Linked DNA regions of Homo sapiens: regions 1 and 2 are each linked to region 3. Evidence: chromatin loops called from intact Hi-C (ENCODE). Cell type or tissue: endothelial cell of umbilical vein. All regions are shown on one strand. Region 1 overlaps MAGI1 (membrane associated guanylate kinase, WW and PDZ domain containing 1). Region 2 overlaps MAGI1 (membrane associated guanylate kinase, WW and PDZ domain containing 1). Region 3 overlaps MAGI1 (membrane associated guanylate kinase, WW and PDZ domain containing 1).

Region 1 (8,000 bases), 48 kb before region 3:
TTGGGCTCCCTGTTTCGTCTAATAAACAAGTACATGTTTAAACAAACAAAAACAGGTAACAAAAAAATGTTTTTCAGGTCACACGCAAAGTAGGATTAGTTTGGAAAAGGAAGACCAGCACCTGGAAAACCAATTTCACTTAAGTACCTCACCAAGAGACCCTGACCAAGTGACTTAATCTCTTAGGACCAGCTTCCTTAATCAAATGTGAAAATAAGGATTCTTTTTTAGTTACCTTAGAAGATTATTATGAGAATCAAAAGAAAGCATGAACATGGAAAATTTTATCAACTCTGACAAGACATTAACAAATATCCCCAGAGGAGGTCAAGCAGGCCTACCTGAGTCTACAAGTGGAAAAGTTTGTCAAATACACTATAAATAGCTACACTAGGTACAAGTCATGAAAGGAAAACCAGACACAGCACCTATATCAGCAAACAACCTATCAGACATCATGAAGAATAAAGTAAACTTTTATCTAGTTTGATCTCTTTAAATACTACCAAGCCATAAGGGGCTGGGCGCAGTGGCTCACACCTATAATCCCAGCACTTTGGGAGGCAAGGCAGGCAGATCACTTGAGGTCAGGAGTTCGAGACCAGCCTGGCCAACATGGTGAAAACCCTACTACAAAAATTAGCCAGGCGTGGTGGTGCACACCTGTAATCCCAGATACTCAGCAGGCTGAGGCACAGGAGGCGGAGGTTGAACCCAGGAGGCAGAGGTTGCAGTGGGCAGAGATTGTGCCATTGAACTCCAGCCTGAGCAACAGAGCAAGACTGTCTCAAAAAACAAACAAAAAATAATAAATAAACACTTCCAAGCCATGAAGTTCAATTCTTTGAGAACCATTTTTTCATATTTGACAAAATTGCATTTAGATGGAATTAGGATTATTCCTCCTCCCCAACCCCCCCAAAAAATCCAAAACATGGTTCAATGCTTTCAGGTAATTTCTACCTAAATTCTGACCTAAATTTGGGAGAGGCAACCCCAAAGTATGGCCTGTAGAAAGCTAATAGGTATAGGTTGTTTCGGAAGATGGGGAGGTAGTGTTCAGAAAGGAGAGATTCCAGAAAGGGTTCTGTTAGTTCACTAATTTGGGAAATGCTGCATTGGGCAAAACAGGTTCCTTAAACACAGTACTGCTTGGAGCATTTACCATGAGATGCCTTTCAAATCCCTAACAAAGTATTGGAATAAAAAGCATTTTGCAAACTTATTTGCAAAGAGCATCCTTCAGGCAGGTGTTCCACAGAAAACAAACTGAAAACACAGCAGAAGACAGTTAACAGAGGAAATACAGGGAGGAGAAATTCCTTCGGAACATATCGTATTTTTTGAAGGCAATGTGAGTAGAGTACCATGGAGGAATTCTACCACTGACTGTGTATCCCAAGGTCTTTATCTTCAATTCAAGGGGTTCTAACACTCCTGAATATTCTTGGCAATTTAGAAAACACTCACATGGACCCAGAAAGCAATTGCTTTAAACCCAGAGAGACCATTAGAAAGGACAAAGGGAGACAAAGAAGGAAGAAAAGAGGATCTTAGACCCTGCTTTCTCCCCTAATGCTTATTAACAACTAATTGGCTTTCATGTTTTCTCCATTAGGTTTAGCTTCATGATCAAAATCACCTCAGGGCATACTACAATCAACCAAACATCAGCCTTCAAGAGATGCACCATATGACTACATCCACAGGTCAGCATACATACTCAGCCAGCATAAACCCGGCGGGGACTTCTACCAACAGAGGGCCTCCTGTGAAAAGCCTGGAAAAAAAAGTCAACTCTCTGTTGCATAGTGAGCAACATAAATCCAGCAACATTTATTTCAGAACAAAGATCGATCTGTTAACTAATTAATCTGAACCCACAAATGAACACATTCAAACTGGGGTACTTCCTGGTTTCATCACAAATTCAAATGCCATCAGGGGCCATGCAGATAACCTCAACTAGTGAAGCAGACAATGTCTGAAAAAGTAGAGAATTATGGAGACTAAGAGGGGACCTGAGAGTTCAAGCCAAGCCTCAAGGCATTCACGCTCAATTCAATTAAAACACAGTGCTGACTCTAGCTCCCCTCAGACAAAACAAAACAGGTGCAGTCCAAATCCAGCCCACAGGCTACCAGTTTGAGAGCTCTGGGAAGGCCACCATCCTTAAGAGGATTTGAGCCTAATGTTCGACAAATGCCTAATAAGCATATTAAATTTACAAATCACAAAGTTGAGAACAGTATCAACCCAAATGTGCCAAACAAATTTGCTTATGGTGGATGGATATTTACAGGATATATGTACATATACAAAGGGTTTCAGCACTGTACAACAGAGTTCAATTGCTTAGAGTAACCTGCTGCATGACCTCGGGTAAGATATGTTACTTTTCTGAGCATCAACTTCCCCATCTATAAAATGAAGATAATAGCACCCCCTTGGGATAGTAGTGAAAGTTACACAGGAATAAATTTGTAAAGCTCTCAGCATGTAGTAGGCACTCAATAAATGATAGTTGATAATTTTTTTACAAAGCATATTTAGGCTAGCATTATAATGCACATTTAGAACAACTCATTCAAGGACAAAGTCAATCTCTTAGGCAAATTGTGTGGTAAATGATGTTGATCAGTCCCTTGCAAGAAACTGCTAATCATATGACCAGTCTCACTTAGCCTCTTGCCACACAGAGGTCATGAAAGGATGCTGGTGCCATCTCATGGTAATGCTCAGAGCCCACAGGAGATACAAATGCTAGGACTGTTCACATTTGAACAGCAGCTTGTACATATTTAGCATTAATTCTGTTAAATATTTTTAAATACTCAATTCAGAAGCATAAATCCAAACACCAACGGGATGCTAACACATCGCTCCATGCCAAACACCTTGCAATGTGCACAGTCATTTGCCCTCTAAAATTCACACCCGTTCAAGTTACTCTTCTCACCTTGTCTTCCAGCAGATGATCTGCACACTTGCCCCTTTTTAGACACTGGCTGCTTTCTCCTACAGAAAATTTAAATTCCAAATTGTTTGGGTCTTTTTCTTTTTTTAAAATCCCTGAAGAGACTGGACTGGGAAGAGGAAAAACGATGAATAACACACAGGTGCTTCCTACCTAATTAAAAGAAAAGTTTACAGCTGCACTGGTTGTGAATCATCCCTCTGGGTTATCCAGTGTATCCTTCAAGTGGCACGTAGTTCCATCAAGAGCCATATTCCATATGCTTTCCTGAAAACTGCCTTCTCTTTGCTTGGTAAAATGATGACTATCAGGTAACTAATGGCATTTTATACTTCCTGGCTTTCCTCTCTATGGACAAAGCAGTTCATTTGTGCTTCCTTATTTCTAAAAATAAATAACCCTGAAAAAAGGACTCAACTTAGTGAATCAAGCTTTGATTTATGTTGAAAAAGCAAGATGCAAATTTGTGTATTTATTATCATTTCTGTGTAAGAAATACATATACATTTATATGATACATATATAAAATGTGAATATATATAATATGTATATATTTATATACATATAATTTATAATATTCAATACACAGTATATTATATATATATATTCATCTATTTCTTTCTTTTCTTTTTTTTGAGACAGAGTCTTGCTCTGTTGCTCAGGCTGGAGCGCAGTGGCACATTTTCAGCTCACTGCAACCTTTGCCTCCCGGGTTGACGCGATTCTCATGCCTAAACCTCCCAAGAAGCTGGGATTGCAGGCACATGCCACCACACCCAACCAGTTTTTTTGTATTTTTAGTAGAGACGGGGTTTCGCCATGATAGCTAGGCTGATCTCAAATTTCTGGCCTCAAGTGATCTTCCCGTCTCAGCCATTGTATTAGTCTGTTCTCATGCTGCTTGATAAAGACATACCCAAGACTGGATAATTTATAAAGAAAAAGAGGTTTAATGGACTCACAGTTCCATGTGGCTGGGGAGGCCTCACAATCATGGCAGAAGGCGAAAGGCACACCTTACGTGGTGGCACACAAGAGAGAAAATAAGAGCCAAGTGAAAGAGGAAACCCCTTATAAAACCATCAGATATTGTGAGACTTTTTCACTACCACAAGAACAGAATGGGAAAAACCACTCCATGATTCAATTATCTCCCACCAGCTCCCTCCCACAACACATGGGAATTATGGGAGCTACAATTAAAAATGAGATTTGGGTGGGGACACAGCCAAACCACAATCGCCTCCCACAGTGCTGAGATTACAGATGTGAGCTACTGCACCTGGCCTATATACATGAATTTCTTACTTAAGTACATGTATCATACACACACTAACACACACACACACACATACACACACACACACCCTGCCACTACCTCCAGAGAAACCAAATAATGAAATAATGAGGATAGGAGAAGACAGTTGTCAGGGATAAGTTCTACTGTTCTCATTGTATACTTTTTAAAATCTTGGATAATCATACACGTAATATATTAATGGTCCAAAAAAGTTAACTTTGACTTCTTTAAAAATTTGTCTGGACTGCCAGGTGTTTTCTTATATTTTAAATTTATAATGTCAAAGGTAATTGAAATAATCTGTTTTTATTTCTTAAGCTTATCCTTAGACATTTCCACCTTCTTACACATAAAGAGAGAAACATCTAGAAAGATACATATTATACCATTAACTCTAAAGGATGAGGAGTTACATGGGGCTACAGGGTTTCCTTTCTCCTCTATCCTTCTACATCACTAGTAGCACTTTTGAAATTGAAAAATAAAACCAACAATGAGATACCACTACACACCTATTAGCAAAGCCAAAATCCTAAACACTGACACCACCAAATGCTGACAAGGATATGGAGCAACAGGAACTCTCACTCACTGCTGGTGGGAATGCAAAATTATATTGCCACTTTGGAAGACAGTTTGGCAGTTTCTTATAAAACTAAACATAATCTTACCACACAATCTAGCTAGCAATCATGTTCCTTGGTATTCAGCAAAGGAGTTGAAAACTTATGTCCACACAAAAACCTGCACATGAAAGTTTATAAAAGCTTTATGTGCAATTACCAAGTCATCCTTCAGTAAATGAATGGATAAAAGAACTATGGTACATCTAGACAAGGCAATATGATTCAACACTAAAAAGAAACACACCATCAAGCCATGAAAACACATGGAGGAAACTTACAAATGCATAGTGCTAAGTGAAAGAAGCCAATGTGAAACGGCTACATACTATATGATTCCAATTATCTGACATTCTGGAAAAGGCAAAACGATGGAGACAGTAAAAAGATCAAAAGTTAGGGGAGTGGGGAGATAAATAAGTAGAGCACCAAGAATTTTTAGGCGGTGAAACTAGTCTGTATATTATAATGGTGGACACGTGTCATTACATATTTGTTCAACCCTATAAAATGTACAACACCAAGAATGAACCCTAATGTAAACTAAGGTCTTTGGGTGATAATGATGTGTCAATGTAGGTTCATCAATTGTAACAAATGTACCACCTTGGTGGGGGACGTTGATAATGGGGGAGGCTGTGCACAGGCTGGAAGCAGAGGGTACATAGGAAATCTTTGTACCTTCCTCTCAATTTTATTGTGAATCTAAAAATGCTCTAACGAAGTCTATTGTTTTTAAACAGCTACTCAGAAAAATAAAAGAATGAAACTAATTTTACAGTTACAAAGAGAATATCTACACACTGAGGTAGGGTCAGAATCAGTAAACATGAATTCCTATCATTAAGCATTTTTATTAAATACCTAGAAGGGCATCTGTAGTTTAAGAAGAAACTTACATAACTCTCTCAGGTCAATTTTCTGCACTCTACTTTTGCTTCTCTTGGTTAAAAATCTGGGGTTGGGAACATATATTCACCTGTGCATTATACTCTTGCTCCAAAACATTTTTTTTTTTTTTTTTTGTGAGACGGAGTCTCGCTCTGTCACCAGGCTGGAGTGCAATGGCGCGATCTCGGCTCACTGAAACCTCTGCTTCCCAGGTTCAAGCAATTCTCCTGCCTCAGCCTCTCGAGTAGCTGGGATTACAGGTGTGCACCACCACGCCCAGCTAATTTTTGTATTTTTAGTAGCGATGGGGTTTCACCATGTTGGTCAGGCTGGTCTCAATCTCGTGACCTCATGATCCGCCTGCCTTGGCCTCCCAAAATGCTGGGATTACAGGTGTGAGCCACCGCGCCCGGCCTCCACAACATTCTTAAACTGATTTCTTTTGCCAACAAATGAGTTGTTTTCATCCTATTGCTTGGTGACTACGCAGGTCAGCTTAAAATTATTGTTTGCTTAAATTCAAAGAATTTAAAATGCTCTTCTCTTCAAATTATCCCTACCAACAAATAAATGCAAGTTAAGGAGAATGCTTACAAAAAGTTAAGAGGAGTTCAATTATACTGCAGAGTGATCTGTTTTTCTCAAGGAAGGATAATAATCCTCATTTTCAAAAAAAAAACAAACAAACAAAACAAAATGTAAACTAGCCAAAAGGGTATAAAATTGGAATCCCAAATTATTCTGGGAAACAATACTGTGCCCACAAGGGCACTCACTACACATGAAACCAGATAGTATGGTTAACATTGATCTGTGAAGACTGAAGACTATCAGTTTTCATGATCCTTGCTCAACAGAATTTCACTGGCTTTTCCTTTGGAGAACACTAAACTAATTTCATTGAATTTGAGGGAGCTTTCCCCCCAGGAGACAAAATGCTGACTTCTCATTCTGAAGTTATAAATGTAAAAACAATTTGATTTTCTACTTCTTAACCTCCAAAATGCTTACACAAGGGCCAGATGTAATGGCTCATGCCTGTAAATTCCAGCACTTTGGGAAGCTAAGGCAGGACGATCGTTTGAGCCCAGGAGTTTGAGACCAGCCTGGGCAACACAGGGAGACCCCATCTCTACAAAAAAATTTTTAAATTGGCCAGGAGTGGCGCACGCTCCTGTGGTCCCAGCTACTTGGGAGGCTAAGGGGGAGGATCTCTTGAGCCCAGGAGTTTGAGGCTGTAGTGAGCTACAGTTGTGCCACTGTACTCTAGCCCAGGTGACAGAGCAAGACCCTGTCTCAAAAAAAAACAAAAAGAAAAAACAAACAAACAAAAAAGAAACAAACAAAAAATGCTTACACAAGAGAAGGTATCAGGAGGTAACTTGGATATATTTTCATTCTCTCATTCTCTCTCCTTCTCTCTCTCTCTCTCTCTCTCTCTCTCTCACATTTTTCAAGTTAGAAAAAGGCAACGTTCCCCCATTCGAGGCTTTGTTAACAGTGACCATTATACACGGCTGGAATAATTTCTCTCATACAGTCTGTCAGCCTGCTTCCTGATATCTAACTACTGCTTTGAACACTAGAACTCTCAGTTTTAGCCAGACATCACAGACCTTCCATCATCTTAACCCCTTTTAACTTTTTTCAATCTTATCCCATTGGTCACCAACTTAAGATTCCTGGAAACTCAGGAATGAAATAAATCTAAGTGGTCACTTGGTCTAACTTCAGGTCCGATGTTTAAATTCACACAAACTTCTCGCAATGACCCAGACTAGACTTGGAAAGCTCTGAATCAGTGAACAAACCACATTTCTTGGCAGCCACACTTATTTTAGGGAGTTTTGCACATCACAAATTACCCACAACAGTCCTGTTCACATCCTTTAGGGCCCACACAGAATCTGGCCAACTTCATTTACACATATTAGCCATCTATTTAAAGAGCTGGTTTCCACCTGCATCCTGCTGTATTTTTTCCTTCCAGCTAAACACCTCGACCTGTGCCCTCAATTTCTCAAAGACCCCTGTGATAGTCATTAAAAACAGTGATATTAAAAAACAAGGGCTCTAAAATTATCTTCTTTTTAGTTTTAAGCAGTGGGGAACAGAACATATTGGATCTTCCATCAAATTCTGACAGTCACACACAAACACCGTATGAATTTCTAATCCTGAACCATCTCTTTTTAAGGTATAATACATG
Region 2 (8,000 bases), 65 kb before region 3:
AACTGCTTTTGAAAAGGCCAATCCCAGCTATGAGTGTCTCTTCTGGCATGGGAAATTTCATAACACATCTTTATTGCCGGCTGAGGCCACTTGCCTCATCCAGATTCACTGCCTTATGAAAATGTGCAATATGAATGTTTACCGTTGTCATGGAACCTTCACATGAGTTCAAAATAACACACACCCATCACTGTGGCATTTCCAAACAGGACTGAATGGTTGGAAACGGAGGTGCTAGCTAATGTTATTTATTAAAACAAATAAAAACGTCTCTTTTATTTTAGATATCTGTGATGTTCATGGAGGACTTGGCAATATGTGCATGGTTGGGCATAATCTGATAATAAATCCATCAGTCCTTTATTTTGCTACTGGTTAACTAAAATGCCAGACATAAAGGCAACTGTACTTCTTTAACAAATGTGTCTTCTTCTAAGTGGGCAGTGTCAGCACTTGTTCCCTAGACGGGTTCACAGCTAGTACAACACACAGAGTCCCCCATTCAAAACTTCAGCACCTCTTCTCCAGCCCCTATTCTCTCCACTCAATGTCTTAACCATGGGCATTAAGGAACACAACATGTGAAATATACAGGCAATTTGCTGGTCTGAGTTTGTGTGACACCTTCAGGTTTCAGAAATTAAACTGCCACCCTCAGGGTCAGAGACCAGAATTCTCAAAAGTACTACAATTCATTCGAGAAGGCAAGGCATGGTAGACACTACCTTTGTCTTCAAACAATAATCTAATTTTTTCTTTCCAAATCCCTACAAAGACTCTTTATATGATCAATGACCATCTATCTATCCGGCAGCTTTCTGTATCAAAGGGAATAACTTAACCTAAATTCATTATAGTTTCATGTGCCAAGTGCACAGTAATGGCTAAAATCAAAGTCATTGAGATGATGAAGCCCCATCCAAACTTACGTCAGTTACCCTCCATTTTAACATTGAAAAACAGTATTTATCAGTACCATCAATATATTTGCTTCTAAACACTTTTTCCTCAAAGGGACTTTTCAATCATCAAACTATAGCTGGCATTAAATCCAAAAGAATATTCAACTATAGCAAGTAATATTTCCCTGGAAAGCTATTAATTATTCAGCATTCCTTAGCTGCCTACAAGCAGATAGATACCCAGGTTGTTCTTTGTTGGAAACACTCACTCAGCGCCCCTGCCCCCAGCTTGGAGAGGAATACAGGCTGACCCACTACCATTGCATCTCTGTAAACCTCAAGAAGTGATGCTGCAAGGACCAGCTCAATAGTACCTAACAGCCTGGCTGACATGGGGAAGCCCCCAGCCAGACCAAAATCTCCACCCACTGCGGTATTTTTCTCCCTATAGGCAATAGACAAAAGGCCAATGTTCCCACTCACTTTAAATTCAGGCATAAGTAACAGGACTCAGACAAGGAAGAAAACTGAAGTCCCAGTCAAAACTGAAACCCACCAGCGTATATAATAAGTATTTTTATTATTATCACTAACAGCAGTAATCACGACAAAAAAAAAAAAGTACAACCATGCCCATGGCTGACAGGAAGGTTATCAATCGAGGACAATTTAGTTATATGTGGTTTAGGAAGAAGAAAAAACGACTTGAAATTATCAAAACCTTGGACTCAGGAATATCACATCTGTGGAGCTTGTCCAAGAAAACTACGAATCATGTGGACAAAGATTTAGCTACAAGGACATTCAACAAAGAGTTGTTTAAAACATGAAAAACTGGCTGGACACGGTGGTTCACACTTGTAGTCCCAGCTATGCAGGAGGCTGGGGCAGGAGGATCGCTGGAGCCCATAAGTTTGAAGTTACAGTGAACTATGATTGTGCCACTGCACTCCAGGCAGGGCATCAGAGACCCCGTCTCAAACAAACAAACAAACAAACAAACTGGAAACAACCTAAATACCCAACAATAATATGGACAGTATACATCCATACAATGAAATACTAAGTAAAACTTTAAAATGATAGTGTAAAAGCAGGTGAGGCTTTTCTTTGACATGGCAACCTGTTCATGATTTCACAGGAAATGAATATTCAAGTAACAAAATGTATACTGTTCAATATAAATTTTGATTTTATACACCTACACATAATACAACTAGAATAATACAATTGCCCCTCCATATCCGAGAAAAATTGGTTCCCAGGATCCCCTTGGATACCAAAAATCCACAGATGCTCACATCTCTGATATAAAATGGTACAGTACTTGCATAAAACCTATGCACATCCTCCTGTATAGTTTAAATCATCTCTAGATTACTTATAATACCTAATACAATACAAATGTTATGTAAATAGTTGTTATACTGTTTTTTTATTTGTACTATATTTAGTACATCACTAAAGAATAAAACTGGTTATATTTGATAGGTGGAAAAACAGGTGAGTTTTTGGGTTAGCTCTTCCTAATAGTTCTGTAATAAACATGTACCACACTCTTTTGCATTAGAAAATTAATGGACTTTAATTCCAACACTTTGAGGGGCCAAGGCAGGAGGATAGCTTAAGCCCAGGAGTTCCAGACCAGCTGAGGAAACACAGCAAGAACCTGTCTCCCAGAAAACCAAACACCGCATGTTCTCACTCACAGGTGGGAATTCAACAACGAGAACACTTGGACACAGGGTGGGGAACATCACACCCTGGGGCCTGCTGTGGGGTGGGGGGCAGGGGCGGAATAGCATTAGGAGAAATACCTAATGTAAATGACGAGTTAATGGGTGCAGCAAACCAACATGGCACATGTATACCTATGTAACAAACCTGCATGTTGTGCACATGTACCCCTATGTAACAAACCTGCATGTTGTGCACATGTACCCTAGGACTTAAAGTATAATTAAAAAACAACAACAACAACAACAAAAAAGAACCTGTCTCCACAAAATTTTTTTTTAAAATTCAGCCAGGCATGGTGGTGTACCCCTGCAGTCCCAGCTACTAGGGAGGCTGAAGTGGGAGGATCACTTAAGCCCAGGAGGTTGAGGCCGAAGTGAGCTATGATAGCACCACCGCACTCCAGCCTGAGCAACAGAGTAAAATCCTGTCCAAAAAAAATAAAAAAAGAAAGAAAGGAAAAGGGGGGAAAAAAAAAACTTAATGGAAAGCATTTAAGCATTTCAACAACATTCTACCACAGGGATCACTTTTAAAGGCATACTGTTTTCAGAAAGACAGATGTTTTCTCCCTAAAATTAACTTGCAGTCCAAATCCAAATATTTAACTCAAGATACAGCCATAAACAGCTTTTTCTCTCTGTAGGACACTTAAGAATAAATGCTTGTGATTAGACTGACCACCAGCCAGAGAGTTTGATATACGATTTGGTTTAATGTTTTCTACAAAAATCCCTGCTCAAAAGGATTCTTCTCAATGTATCTATTTCCACCTGTTTCCTGTATTTGTTTCTCCCCAAAATCCTACCTTTCTGTGGCATAACATCGAATTTTTATTCATCCCAAATAATGGTCCACTGAACACTTTAAATAAAAGGCGGCTGGGTAGTAGCTTGGAGATAAAGCACTATTTTACAAAACCCTAGGGAAAGGCAGTAATATGGAAGAGTTTAGTGTGGCATCATAAAAAGTAGGCATTTACTTGTAAAAATTAAATGCACACAGGCTTGTTCATTTGTATGTGTACATATGTACGTGTAAAAAAATTATATACACAAATAAAGAAAAACAACAAAACAAAACAAAAGAACCCTGAAATTCAAATTGTTGACAGGTATAGAAAATAGGAGTAAGTTCATGGCTCCTTCATTTGCTATGTCTCATTTCACAAAAGTTCCTATTATTTTGAAACACTTAGTATACAAAGTCCTTCAAAATATACTGACATAGAAAAGCAAATGAAAATGACAGCAACCAAAGGCAAAGTAATAGTTAATAATAATATATTGTATAGTTTCAACTAGCTAGAAGGAAAATATTGAACATTCCCAACATAAAGAAATGATAAATGTTTGAGAAGATGGATATGCTAATTACCCTGATCTGATCACTATACATTATATGTTTTCAAAATATCATATGTACCCCATGAATATGTACAATTATTATTTGTCAATTTAAGTAAATATATTTTTAAATAATTAAAGAAAATTTAAAAAAATTTTTTTTTGAGACTTGGGTCTCACTCTGCAGCCCAGGCTGAAGTGCAGTGGCACAATCTTGCCTCACTGAAGCCTCAACTTCCCAGGCTCGGGTGATCCTCCCACCTCAGCCTCCTGGGCAGCTGGGACTACAGGCACACACCACCACCACGCTCAGCTAATTTTTTTGTAGAGACGGGTTTCGCCATGTTGCCCAGGCTGGTCTGGAACTCCTGGGCTCAAGCAACCCTCCTACCTCAGTCTCCCAAAGTGCTGGTATTACAGGTGTGACCCACCACGCCCAGCCTAAAGGTGTTTTAAGTAATATATTCTAAATGGATATCTTTCAAAACAGAAAATACATTCACAGTGGAAAAAGTAAAATGTGAGGATTCAGCTCCAGGAAAAGAGTCATCAGAGGAAGGAAGTTCATAACTACTCAGGTCCATTTTCTCTTTACAATTCTTACTAATAACATGTCCCATTATGACCATTCCGCTGAAGAAATCAGACTTATCAAGAAATGAAAACAGATCACAGGAAGGCAGGGGAGGAAATGTCAACCTCAGAAAAAACTGAGATCATTTCAGAGGTGCTGACAGATAATGGAAATGCCACCATGGCAAAACACTACCATCCTTTTGTGACATAACTGGGATAAAAATCCCTACAGACAACAATACCAGGGGAATAAAATTAAGAGAGCTGAAAACAGAAAGAACAACTATGACCTATTCTCATGTTTTATGCTGGAAAAATGAATTTGCAGCAAGGGCCTTGGTGCCAATGTTAATTCTCCATACATATGGAGCCCCAAAGATATATCTAATACAGTTTCATATATACTTCTGCTAACTTGCTTACATTCTGAATGGGACTTTCAAAGGGGGATAAAGTTAAAACTGGATTAAGGAACCCAAATTAAAATAAACCCTTCCTGATGCACTAATTTTTCAGATACCATAGAAGTCTTGGTCAAGTCCAAAGTGAGAGTGCTAAGATGGCATTGCACCCACAGAAATACAGATCTTGCTTCCAAAGATGAGGGGAAAGGAACATTTTTCACATATCTTGCAGTTAATCACTTACATACTTAGATCAAAGGGAGTAATCAAAGTTCCAAAAGAATTTCAGATTAGCTTTTACATTATCATGTGTCCCATGATTACAATTACCTGGACCCAAAAAAAAAAACGAGCTTTCTACACTAATGGATTTGTCTTGGGGACAAGAGATAGGCAGTATACACCCATCGTCTTGCTTTGCACGTTATTGCAAGGACACACGCAACATCGTGTCTTTCCTATGTCAGGCATCCTTGGACTCATTAACTCTTAAAAATCCCATCCATCACCCAGGACATAAAAGGTAAAAGTCACAACATCACTAACCAACCTTCAAGATAACTTCTCACTCACTACAATGAACATGATGTGTAAGAGGTAGACAGAAAACACAGTGTTATAATTGGGAAGAGGTGATAAAGGTGTGAGCAAAAATTAAAAGAGTCATGTATTATTTGCCTAGTGTTAGACTTGAAAAAGGGCTTAGTATATGGTAAGCACTCAATAAATGTTCACTTAATCATAATATACTAGTACAGAATTACTTAGCCATATCTGTCTGTCCAACACCACACATATAAATACTCACCATTTGACTAGGTTTTGATGAACTTGAAATTGGCGTGAAGAGGGAGTTAGTAAGAGGCCCCACAAAGAAACACAAAAAGGCAACTGTGGTGAACACCACCAGGTTACCAGATGAATACCCTGTCTCCCCAGTCTTCTAGCCATTTTCTTACCCCTATAGGTTACAAAAGACATACTTTCAGCCATCATTTTCGCATAGAACGCCATTACGCTGGCCACAGGTGCAGACATCTGACCTATTATGAACCATTGAGAATCCTTCTCCCTGGTATTTACAATCAGAACTAAGAGATTCCAGCTTCAGTCTGGATGAACCCTTGAGAGGAAGAAGTATATGCTAGGAGTGTGGACAGCCAGGCTCTGGGAAGCAGATCAGTCTATTTTGAGAGAACAGAAGAATGAAGTAAGAGCGCATTCAGCAGGAAATGAAAAATACCTACAGAAAAACCTGATAAGGTTCAAAGTCTTAGTCCCGGGGTGTTTCCAAAACTGGCCTACACTGGATAACCCTTACCTTGGGTATGCTTCAGATACCCTTACAGTAAACATCCTCTTTTTATTTTTGCTCAAGAGCATTTATACTACTTGCAACGCAGAGCCCAACATAAAGACTATTCCTCTCTAACCAAAACAATCCAGAGACAAGGAAAAAATAAAAGATGACGCCACACAAAAGGAAGAGCAAAATAGCCCAGGGTGGTCTTTCCAATGATGAGGAATCCACCATGCAGGCCCAGACCAGAGACTGGGAGCTCAGAGAAAGTGTATGGATGACATTTCTGTTCATCCTCGGTGGAAGGGTGAGAGTCACGTGGTGACGAAATTGGCTGGAGATATGAGCGTTGTTTTTACAATGTTTTAGTATCTGTGAATACCACATTCTTTTCCTTTCTTGTACAGTCTTGTTTGAAACTCTGGCAAAACGCTGCAAAGGGGAAGCAATTGGAAGTTGGCTGAGATGAAGTTATGTGATTTCAATTAAAAACATTCTCTCACTTGTGGCTTGCTATCGCTGTGGAAAATAAAGAACTGCAACGGCAAGGTTTTTTCCCTATTGAAAATATTTCTGTTAAGCTTCAGAACGGTGAAAATCATTTATCTACATACACAAATAACTTCTGTTCAAGTTATATCGGGGCTCTGGTCCAATCCCCAGATTCTGCGAAAAAGGCAAATTTTGTATAGACTAATTCTACTGTTCTCATTTCCTCAGCACCCTCCACAATTTTGCATGTATACATCCCAGAATGCCTAAAAACTCACAAATGCCTGCTATCCCACAGGGTTCCAATAATTAGCACTTTTACAAGTACATCCTTATTTTGCTGCAGAAAATACTTACGAGGTTTTAAAATTCATTATTTTTTTTAATACATCATTTTCACTACACAAAAAGAACTACCAAGACTGGTCTCCTCAAAAGGATAACATACTTCTTAATGTTTCCCCATGATATTTATTAAACGCTAAGGAATGCAAAAATAACATATATTTGTGAGAGTTCTCTGATATGGATTAATGATCATTTCTAAATATAGCAATAGTAGGGAATAAATGTCTGGATTTGCTTATGTTTACTAAACAATAATCTTACAGGTTGGTATTTTACTGCTTTACAAATACGAGGGAGACAAACAAGCAAAGCTGTAGGAGAGAGAAAACTCTCACATCGCAATTGTGTCTGCCTAGAGAATCAGGTTCCTGAACACTGCTCCCACCTCCAAAGTATCTGACAAGGAGGGAAGCCACAGACTGCTCCCAGTCTGAATGCAAGCCCAACCTCATATAGTAGAATGAAAACAAACTCAGCCAAGATGGTTCCTTAGCAGTAAAATTCGCAGCAATTCAGGAAGATAGCAGCCCCTAGACACGGACTTGAGAACTTGAGAAGGCAGCCACAGCCCAGCCCCTTGCGTATGTAAAGTAAGCTCCTACAAGTCATTCATTCCTGCAGGAAGCACCCCTGGCCCTCCTAAGAATCACAGCAGAAGGGCTAAGTTTTAGCTGTGAAAAGACAGAGCTTGAGCTCTCTTACCTGTACCAGCCTGTGGCTCCCTCCCACTTATTCCAATTTGCGACAGGCATCCAGGGCTCTTCCTGCAACTCTGAACGGGGCGGATCCTGCCAAGTCTCTGCTCGTACCTGAATGCAGGAAACTGAGCATGCTCCCCATCAGGGAGCAGCACTAGGGCAGGACACACGCCATTACCTCCAGCTTGGGAATCAGA
Region 3 (8,000 bases):
GCCTAGATTCCTCATGTGGAAAAGCTCCCAGAAAAGCTTGACTAGATAAGAAAAAAGTGATGTCTAGACAATTCTGCGTTAGCCTTCTGCTGGGAAAACCTCCAGCTGTTTCACTGAACCTCATACAACCAAATCATAGTTCACATTTCACAGATTCCTCACCAGGGTTTTGACATCTTGGGGGAAAAGAACTGAAGAAGGGTGGGCAAGACATCTGACTATAGGGCGGTTTCTAATAAAGCAATAAGTACAAACAATTCCAAGAAAACTAGGATGTCACTGGTCCCTGTGGTCACCAAACAAGAAGGATGTCTGTCCTATGTAAGGACACTGAAGAGGGGAAAAAGTGCGTAATCCTAATTTAATTATAATATTTTTTCCTATAATCAGAGAGGAGAAAGTCACCCAAGCTTGAAGCCAAAATTATAAATTTCATTGTCCACACAAATTGTACAAGATTTCCCTTGAGCAGACTGCAGGGAGGTGGGCTCTTGTTATCCTTCCTTCCTTTCAACTCTTCCATTTCTGTCTGTAATTTCCCCACCTTTGTTTCCATATAACTTCACCATCCTTGCTCCTATATGGCCACAAAGAAAATTCTGAGAAAAGAGTTGAAATACCCCAGTTAAATAGATTCCTTCCTTGTCTATTAAGAAGACATCACTCTTATTTACTTTCTGTACCTTGGCTCTAAGCTATAAGTTCATCTGTCTTTTCTATGCTATAGGCAGTACAGAGCATGGGCCAGCCTGAAATGGCAGGCCTGCAAAAATTGATATGCCAAATGAGAAATAAGAAAACTTGCTTTCAACTAACATGAAATCCCGGAATAACCTTTGAATTTCCATGACACCATTCATCTAGGGATAAGAGGGGAAGGCAGAAGGGGGCATTCCTGTGTCCATTTGGTGTACCCCTGCAACAGGCTATTACCACTTACTGCAATGCATTAAAGGTAGGACAGACAGCTAGGAAACGAACTGGTCTCTGTCCAGTCGAAGAATTAGTCAACACAAATCTACAGAAGTCACCTTGAGCTTGGTACTATCTACCCATAATGCATTTCCCCTCACCTCTTTAAATTCATTCAGTTATTCAGCCCCTCCCTTCCTGGGTGGTAACTACAACTGTTATTTTCAACTCCAGTTCCTTATGCAACACTGCAAAATGCATAACTGAACTGTACACTGTTAACTAAATAGATGATCAGTATAATAAAGAGTCCTCATGTAAATTAAGGAAAACATGTAAAAACCCCCCAAAAATCCACTGAAAAATCATTTGTGCATTCAACATAGAAAGACCCTTAAATATGCTATGCAGGGTATCTTAGAAAATAATATTAAAATGAAGCCCTCTTGGAGAAACTAATGACTTGTTTTTAAAGGTCTAGTGAGTGCCTAGATAGTGCCTTACTAAGGCATTCCGCAGAAAACAGGGTTCCTTGTATTCAGCGCAGTCAGGAGGTGAACTGATATCAAAGAACCACATCCATTCGTGTCATTTTACACGTTTCAAGAAACAAACTTTCCAATAAAGACAGACTCCATTCCTCTTCCCCCAACCTTCCTGTCAGGCTTCCCTTAATAAAGTTTCTGCCAGATAAACATCATGAATGTTCCATTGTGCTGAGAAGAAAGAAGTTTACAGCAAATTGCTTGGTTAGAGCTAAGAGTCTGGGAGCCACCTGAGCAAATCAGCTAAGTGCTTTGGAAAAAGCTATTTCCAAATTGGGACAGCTTCCATGAAGTGACTGGGCATAGTCTTCATGAAGAGGTTGTTTGTCTCCTCCTATCCGTCATATCAGTAGTTTCAAGATAAGAAGAAAGCATATTTGGACTGTTTGTTCTCATGGACATTAATCTGATTGTATTTTTTTTTTTTTTTTTTTTGACGGAGTCTCTCTCTGTCGCCCAGGCTGGAGTGCAGTGGTGCGATCTCCGTTCACTGCAAGCTCTGCAGTGGTTCACGCCATTCTCCTACTCAGCCTCCTGAGTAGCTGGGACTACAGGCACCCGCCACCATGCCCGGCTAATTTTTTTTTGTATTTTTAGTAGAGACGGGGTTTCACCATGTTAGCCAGGATGGTCTTGATCTCCTGATCTCGTGATCCACCCGCCTCGGCCTCCCAAAGTGCTAGGATTACAGGCGTGAGCCACCGCGCCCGGCCTCTGAATTGTATTTTTCAAGTGTACTAAAGTTCCTCCAGGAACTACACACACAACAAATGTACTTTCCAACTTGCTTATTTAGGAAGATCAGCTTTGTTACATCAAAACGTCCATTAGAAAGTCATGACACTGGCCAGGCGAGGTGGTTCACGTCTGTAATTACAGCACTTCGGGAGGCTGAGGTGGGAAGACTGCTTGAGGTCAGGAGTTCAAGACCAGCCTGGCCAACATGGTGAAACCCAATATCTACTAAAAACGCTGGGCGTGGTGGCCCACATCTGTAATCCCAGCTACTCAGGAGGTTGAGACACAAGAAACACTTGAACATGGGAGGCAGAGGTTGCAGTGAGCAGAGATCATGCCACTGTATTCCAGCCTGGGCAACAGAGCGAGACTCTGTCTCGGGGGGAAAAAAAAAAAAAAAAAGAAGCAGAAGAAAAAGAAGAAGAAGAGGAGAAAAGAAAAAGAAAGTCACAAAAAAATGAGCAGAGAAATTAGGTTTTACCTCAAGTGTCAGCAAAAAAAAAAAAAAAGTTAAAACAAGATGAGTTTTTTTTTTTAAACACTGCATATAAAACAATGAAGTAATTTGTTCAGAGAGTTCTGCTGTTAAAATAATGACAATCTGGCCAGGCGCAGTGGCTCACGTCTGTAACCCTAGCACTTTGGGAGGCCAAGGCAGATGGATTGCCTGAGCTTAGGAGTTCGAAAACAGCCTGGCCAACACAGTGGGGAAAAAAAAAAAAAATTAGCTGGGAGTGGCATTTGTAGTCCCAGCTACTGGGAAGGCTGAAGCAGAAGAATTGCTTGAACCCGGGAGGTGGAGGTTGCAGTGAGTCGAGAGCGCACCACTGCACTCCAGCCTGGTCAACAGAGCGAGACTCTGTCTCTTAAAAAAAAAAAAAAAGTAGCTCGGCCAGGTGTGGTGGCTCACGCCTGTAATCCCACCACTTTGGGAGGCCAAGGTGGGTGGATCACAAGGTCAAGAGATCCAGACCATCCTGGCCAACATGGTGAAACCCCGTCTCTACTAAAAACACAAAAATTCGCTGGGCATGGTGTCATGCGCCTATAGTCCCAGCTACTCAGGAAGCTGAGGCAGGAGAATCACTTGAACCCAGAAGGCGGAGGTTGTAGTGAGCCAAGATCGCGCCACTGTACTCCAGCCTAGGTGACAAAGCGAGACTCAGTCTCTAAATAAATAAATAAATAAAAATAATGACAATGTAATGTAGGATGGGCAGTTTGTAACTTTTCTATAATAATTCTTATATGATTTTAAAAGGGCCCTATGCGAACTACTTTAACATGCACTATTTTACTTGAAATCGCACAACACTCCCAAAACAGGAGAAAAATTTCATAAAGACAGAGAGCTTTGCTTGTTGTATACATTTATTTATTTCAAGATTTGGCACAATGCCAGGGATAGAGTGGTACTTAATGATATCTGTGGACTGAAGGTCAACACTTTTTCATATATTAGACAAATACAGCTCATAATGATTAAGAAATTTGTCTGAGACCACAAGGCTGGGAAATGACTAAGCCAAGCTTCCAATGAAGGGCAGTGAGTCAGATTCCTGAGTCTAGTTCATCTAATATAATTGTTAAGGGTGTTAACATTAATCTTTACTGCATCACATTTCTGCAAGGAAGCTTTGAGCCACCATCCTGAAGACTGAGAAACCAACACAATTTTAACCCATTAAGCACAGCAACTGCCCTGCCCTGTCTTTCAATATCCTGTCCCTGTCTCATTCACAGTGTACCTCTGCCCCCAGTAATTACCTTAGCGTCAGAGATCCACAAACAAAAACAATGTTAAGACTTGAGAGAAGCCAAACCACTCACCTGCTGAGGTATGGCAGCCCTAACTGTGGGAGTATCACCTCCCTACTGATATCAAAATCAGACCCTACAAAGGAGAAAGAAAGGTCATCTGAAATCACCTTGACACTCCAAACAGGGACTTATATCTGTGGGTCAGAGAGTGAATGAGTCATAGAGAGAAGAACACTTCATAGAACAGGGCATGAGTCACTGGTTCCTTTCTTATTGAGATAGAAAGAAAGGTATATCCTTTTATACATCTTGGGGGTAGTGCGGGGGCGGGGGGAACCACCATCTCTTTCATTTGCTCCCATTCTCATAGCTCCATGAACTGTCCACAAGTTATCACCGGTGAGTATGTGGTTCTCTTTTCAAGGCAGGGCTATCGCCCTTAACTTCCACTCCTCTCCAAACTTCAGGTTGTTTAGCACTAACTCCACTCAGACAGATTTTTTGAGCAGCTGCACACCTTTGTCTCCCTGACCAGAATCCCCAGGAATCATGCAAATCCTCAGGCATATCCTAGGTTCACTTTCAGGGGATTCCCTGAGGATGCCCCTTTTTTATGTTCAACAGCCTTAGGAAGCCACCCCCAAGTCCAACAGATACACAGTCCCCTTTTTGTGGATGTCCAGGCCACACAAGAAATGGAAAGAATTTCAATAAGAAACTCTCCCGGAAACTATATGCATATGCATATCTACTTCTAGGTACTGATGATGCCAAGGACTCTTTCATAAAGACAAGCACATTCGCCAAAGCCCCAAGGCATAATTAGCCTTGCTCTAAAACTTTCCTAAGTGGCCAGAATCTACTGCATATATTTTTCTTAGCCAAGAAACAGATGTAGAGTATAAATGGTTTTCCACTGAGTACCTTCAAAACAGATGCAACTATTTGGTAAATGTTCCATCTGCCCAGAGTATCCATTGTCAATGGAGACCAGACATACAAACTCCGAGGATCATTTAATTCAGTGTTCAAAAGAACTTCCATCATTTGCATCCCAGCCTCCTGACTTTTGCCACATATGGGTACCACTTCTACTATTCCACGTTACCCTTTTTAAAACCACTTTATTTTCATGTAATTAAATATATTTTAAATGGAAACTTCATATCACCTCTAGGAATAGACATGCAGAACCAGCTGCCATAAAAATGAAGTAACTAAAAGCAAATACATTGAAAGCAAAATCTTGCCATTAAAAGGTATGGTCTCTCAATTAGGAAGGAAAATTAGCAAATGTTAGGGGGTGCTGAAGACATATTAACACCTGATAGAGACTTACTTGATGTAATCTCAAGAACTGAGAAAGGATTAATGGAAGAGGAGGAAAGGAATGAATTTGAACTGAAGCAGGAACTCAAGTGAGAAGACAAAATCTGAGGACTCTGTTTCACCCTTTTTTTTTTTCTTTTTGGTTTTGTTTGTTTGTTTTTGAGACGGAGTCTTACTCGGTCGCCCAGCCTGGAGTGCAGTGGCTCACTTCAACCTCCATCTCCCAAGTTCAAGCAACACTCCTGCTTCAGTCTGCCTAGTAGAATGCACCACCATGCCCAGCTAATATTCTGTATTTTTAAGAGATGGGATTTCGCCATGTTGGCTGGGCTGGTCTCGAACTCTGACCTCAAGTGATCCGCCTGCCTCCACCTCCCAAAGTGCTGGGATTACAGATGTGAGCCATCACGCCCCACCAGTCACCCTCCTCTTTATACTGCTTACTATGGGTTACTTCTCAGAGATAGAAGACGGTATCAATGCCACAATCTAGGGTAAATGACCAACTGGAGTGTGGTTTGTCCTCAAAACTTCCATGTATGAGATAGAGTCAGTAGTATACTTATTTCTATTTTCTAACCTTCTTCCCACAAAATATTTTGGACAACAAACTAAGAGTAATTTGCTAGCATCTCAGAAGCTAAACAGGTGACCAATGATGGCACTGCCAAAATACCCCATGGTAATTCCTATTCAGCTAAGTCAGTTAAAGCCCATACAGCAAAAGCCCTCTGAATTGGAAATACTAATGGAAGGGACAGTATTTTACCAAACTACAAAAAACAGCAAGGTGTTCTCTCTTCTGCAAGACTGACTTTTCAATAGCTAAAAGTTACACCAAAATAATAATAATAATAAATAATAGTTAGGTGCGTCTACCTATTTGTTTTATTCAATCACAGAAATCTCTGCCACCTTATAGAATCCTGAAATTTCTGCATCTTGCGACTGACAAAAAGAGAAAGGGCAACTATTGGGAGGCCAGGGCAGGAGGATTGCTTGAGCCTAGAAGTTCGAGGTCGCAGTGGACTATGATGGCACCACTGTACTCCAGGATAGGTGGGCAGGGGTAGGGGGGAGCGGGGAGAGTGGGGGCGCGGCCAAAGCCTAGAGATTATGGCCATAGAAATAAAATAGATTTGTGATCAAACCCCATTGCTGCTAATTACGAGGCATCAGCTTGTTCATCTGCAAGTGGGGATAATCTGCTTAAGGTGGTTTTGAAGACCAAATGAGGCAATGTACATAAAATGTCTGGCACAGTACCAGGCACACAGTTGCTTCTCCCTAAAATCCATGACACCTACTGAATTAGTCTTTTTTAAATCCATGAAATGAACATTACTTTAGCACTTACTCTCTTTCATATACCAAATGGTTAATAGACAGTAACCGTTGTTTTAAGTGTCGTACATGTATTAATACATTTAATCTCACAAAACTCTATGAAGTTAGCACTACCGCGATTTCCATTATACAGATGACAATACTGAGGCACAAAGAGGCTCAGCAACTTGCCCAGAGTCACAGAGTTAGTGGACAGTAGACCAGGATTCAAACCCAGACAGTCTGGCACCACAGCACATATTCCTAACTACCCATACCATGGTGCCTTTGAAATGCTGGAGAAACATCACTGAAAAAGCCCAAAAAGGTAGACAGAGTGATAGACAGTTGGACAGCTATGTGATAAAACAGCATGGTAAAATGTCAGTGGCAGAATCTAAGTAGCGGGCATACAGGTGTTTGCTAAAAAATTCTTTCAACGTTGCTGTATGTTTAAAATTTTTCATAAGAAAACATCGGGAGGAGAGCAAGGAAGAGCCCAGAGTGTCATCTCCTCCTCAAAGATGGAAGCGTACTGAAAAAAAAGGTTACGCCAATAATGTCAGGATGAAAGGATTTCCCCACCCCGACCTGCCTCCCCTCCAAAAAGTAACCCAGTTAAAATCTATAGGCCACAGATTCCAGTTACAGGTTGCCCCAACTGGGGCCAATGGCTGAGAAACAGAGAGAAGCAGATGGGCTGTAAAACTGGGTCCTCTGCCAGCTAAGCTAGAGAAACCATCTCCCAATTGAAAGTGTTAATGGAAATGCCAGGCCAAAGCAGTCGACAGGAAACGTTTCTTGACGCTGTACATGCAAACAAATATGGCTTCTCCTACAAAGACAAAGAATGCAGTGGTCCAACCAGGCCTGTCTTTAAGTACTGGCAAGCACCCAAGGCAAGTTAACAGATTTCAACTTCTCAGGCTCTATAGATGAGTACCAGCTCTTGAAGACCTCCCAGGGGATGGAAGGGAAGGAAGAGTGAGGAAGGGGATTTCATCCAGGTGAAGCTGAGCCAGCGATTAAAGGGGAGGAGGCGTGAGTCTGCAGCGGTAATGCCCACACCTGGGGGTCAAGGAGGAAACTGAGGCAGTGCTCTCAAAGGAGACAGGTTATGTCTTTCACAAATGCTCCTATGACTGGTGCTGTACGGAATGTAATGAGATAAACCCTTGAACTGAAAGCCTGACAGCTTCTAGACTAGGTCTAAGGGAAGCAAGTAAATGAGAGACAGAAATGGAAAGAAAAATATGGTAAGAAAGGGAATTAAATTTTAGGCATGTTCTTATACAGTTGGCAAAAGTGAAAAATGATGCATCTTTTTGAAAGAGCAATTTGGCAATATCGAACAAAAACATGAAATGTGTCCACCTTTTGAACCAGGAA

The links. Hi-C counts contacts between places; a loop is a spot of excess contacts. Peaks named below come from ENCODE experiments on the same cell type or tissue, not always from the same donor. Only the 100,000 strongest peaks of a DNase experiment are listed, where the experiment ranks them.
Region 1: a loop joins it to region 3, with 4 times the contacts of the local background. A loop is called at or near these places in 5 of 110 quality-filtered maps.
Region 2: it touches region 3 in a loop (5-fold over the local background); 4 of 110 quality-filtered maps call a loop at or near these places.

Annotation. Positions count from the first base shown.
Region 1 is chr3:65,912,473-65,920,472 of GRCh38, forward strand. The region is part of intron 1 of MAGI1 (membrane associated guanylate kinase, WW and PDZ domain containing 1); the gene reads right to left. All of the region lies in intron 1 of MAGI1-IT1 (MAGI1 intronic transcript 1), which reads right to left. It overlaps MAGI1-AS1 (MAGI1 antisense RNA 1), which reads left to right. Exons shown (of 3, transcript NR_046575.1): 2 at 1,619-1,709. Among named protein-coding and RNA genes, the nearest start is that of MAGI1-AS1, 23 kb to the left of the region's middle. RefSeq lists a silencer at 3,082-3,376. In endothelial cell of umbilical vein, no CTCF peak of the experiment used is centred here; a DNase peak (open chromatin) is centred at 3,219; H3K27ac peaks cover 392 bases.
Region 2 is chr3:65,894,790-65,902,789 of GRCh38, forward strand. All of the region lies in intron 1 of MAGI1 (membrane associated guanylate kinase, WW and PDZ domain containing 1), which reads right to left. It overlaps MAGI1-IT1 (MAGI1 intronic transcript 1), which reads right to left. Exons shown (of 3, transcript NR_145422.1): 2 at 7,808-8,000. The region is part of intron 1 of MAGI1-AS1 (MAGI1 antisense RNA 1); the gene reads left to right. Among named protein-coding and RNA genes, the nearest start is that of MAGI1-AS1, 5.0 kb to the left of the region's middle. RefSeq lists a silencer at 6,485-6,779 and an enhancer at 7,103-8,000. In endothelial cell of umbilical vein, no CTCF peak of the experiment used is centred here; DNase peaks (open chromatin) are centred at 4,612 and 6,622; H3K27ac peaks cover 866 bases.
Region 3 is chr3:65,960,251-65,968,250 of GRCh38, forward strand. All of the region lies in intron 1 of MAGI1 (membrane associated guanylate kinase, WW and PDZ domain containing 1), which reads right to left. Among named protein-coding and RNA genes, the nearest start is that of MAGI1-IT1, 9.7 kb to the left of the region's middle. RefSeq lists an enhancer at 3,534-4,733. In endothelial cell of umbilical vein, no CTCF peak of the experiment used is centred here; DNase peaks (open chromatin) are centred at 1,621, 3,711 and 4,181; H3K27ac peaks cover 2,034 bases.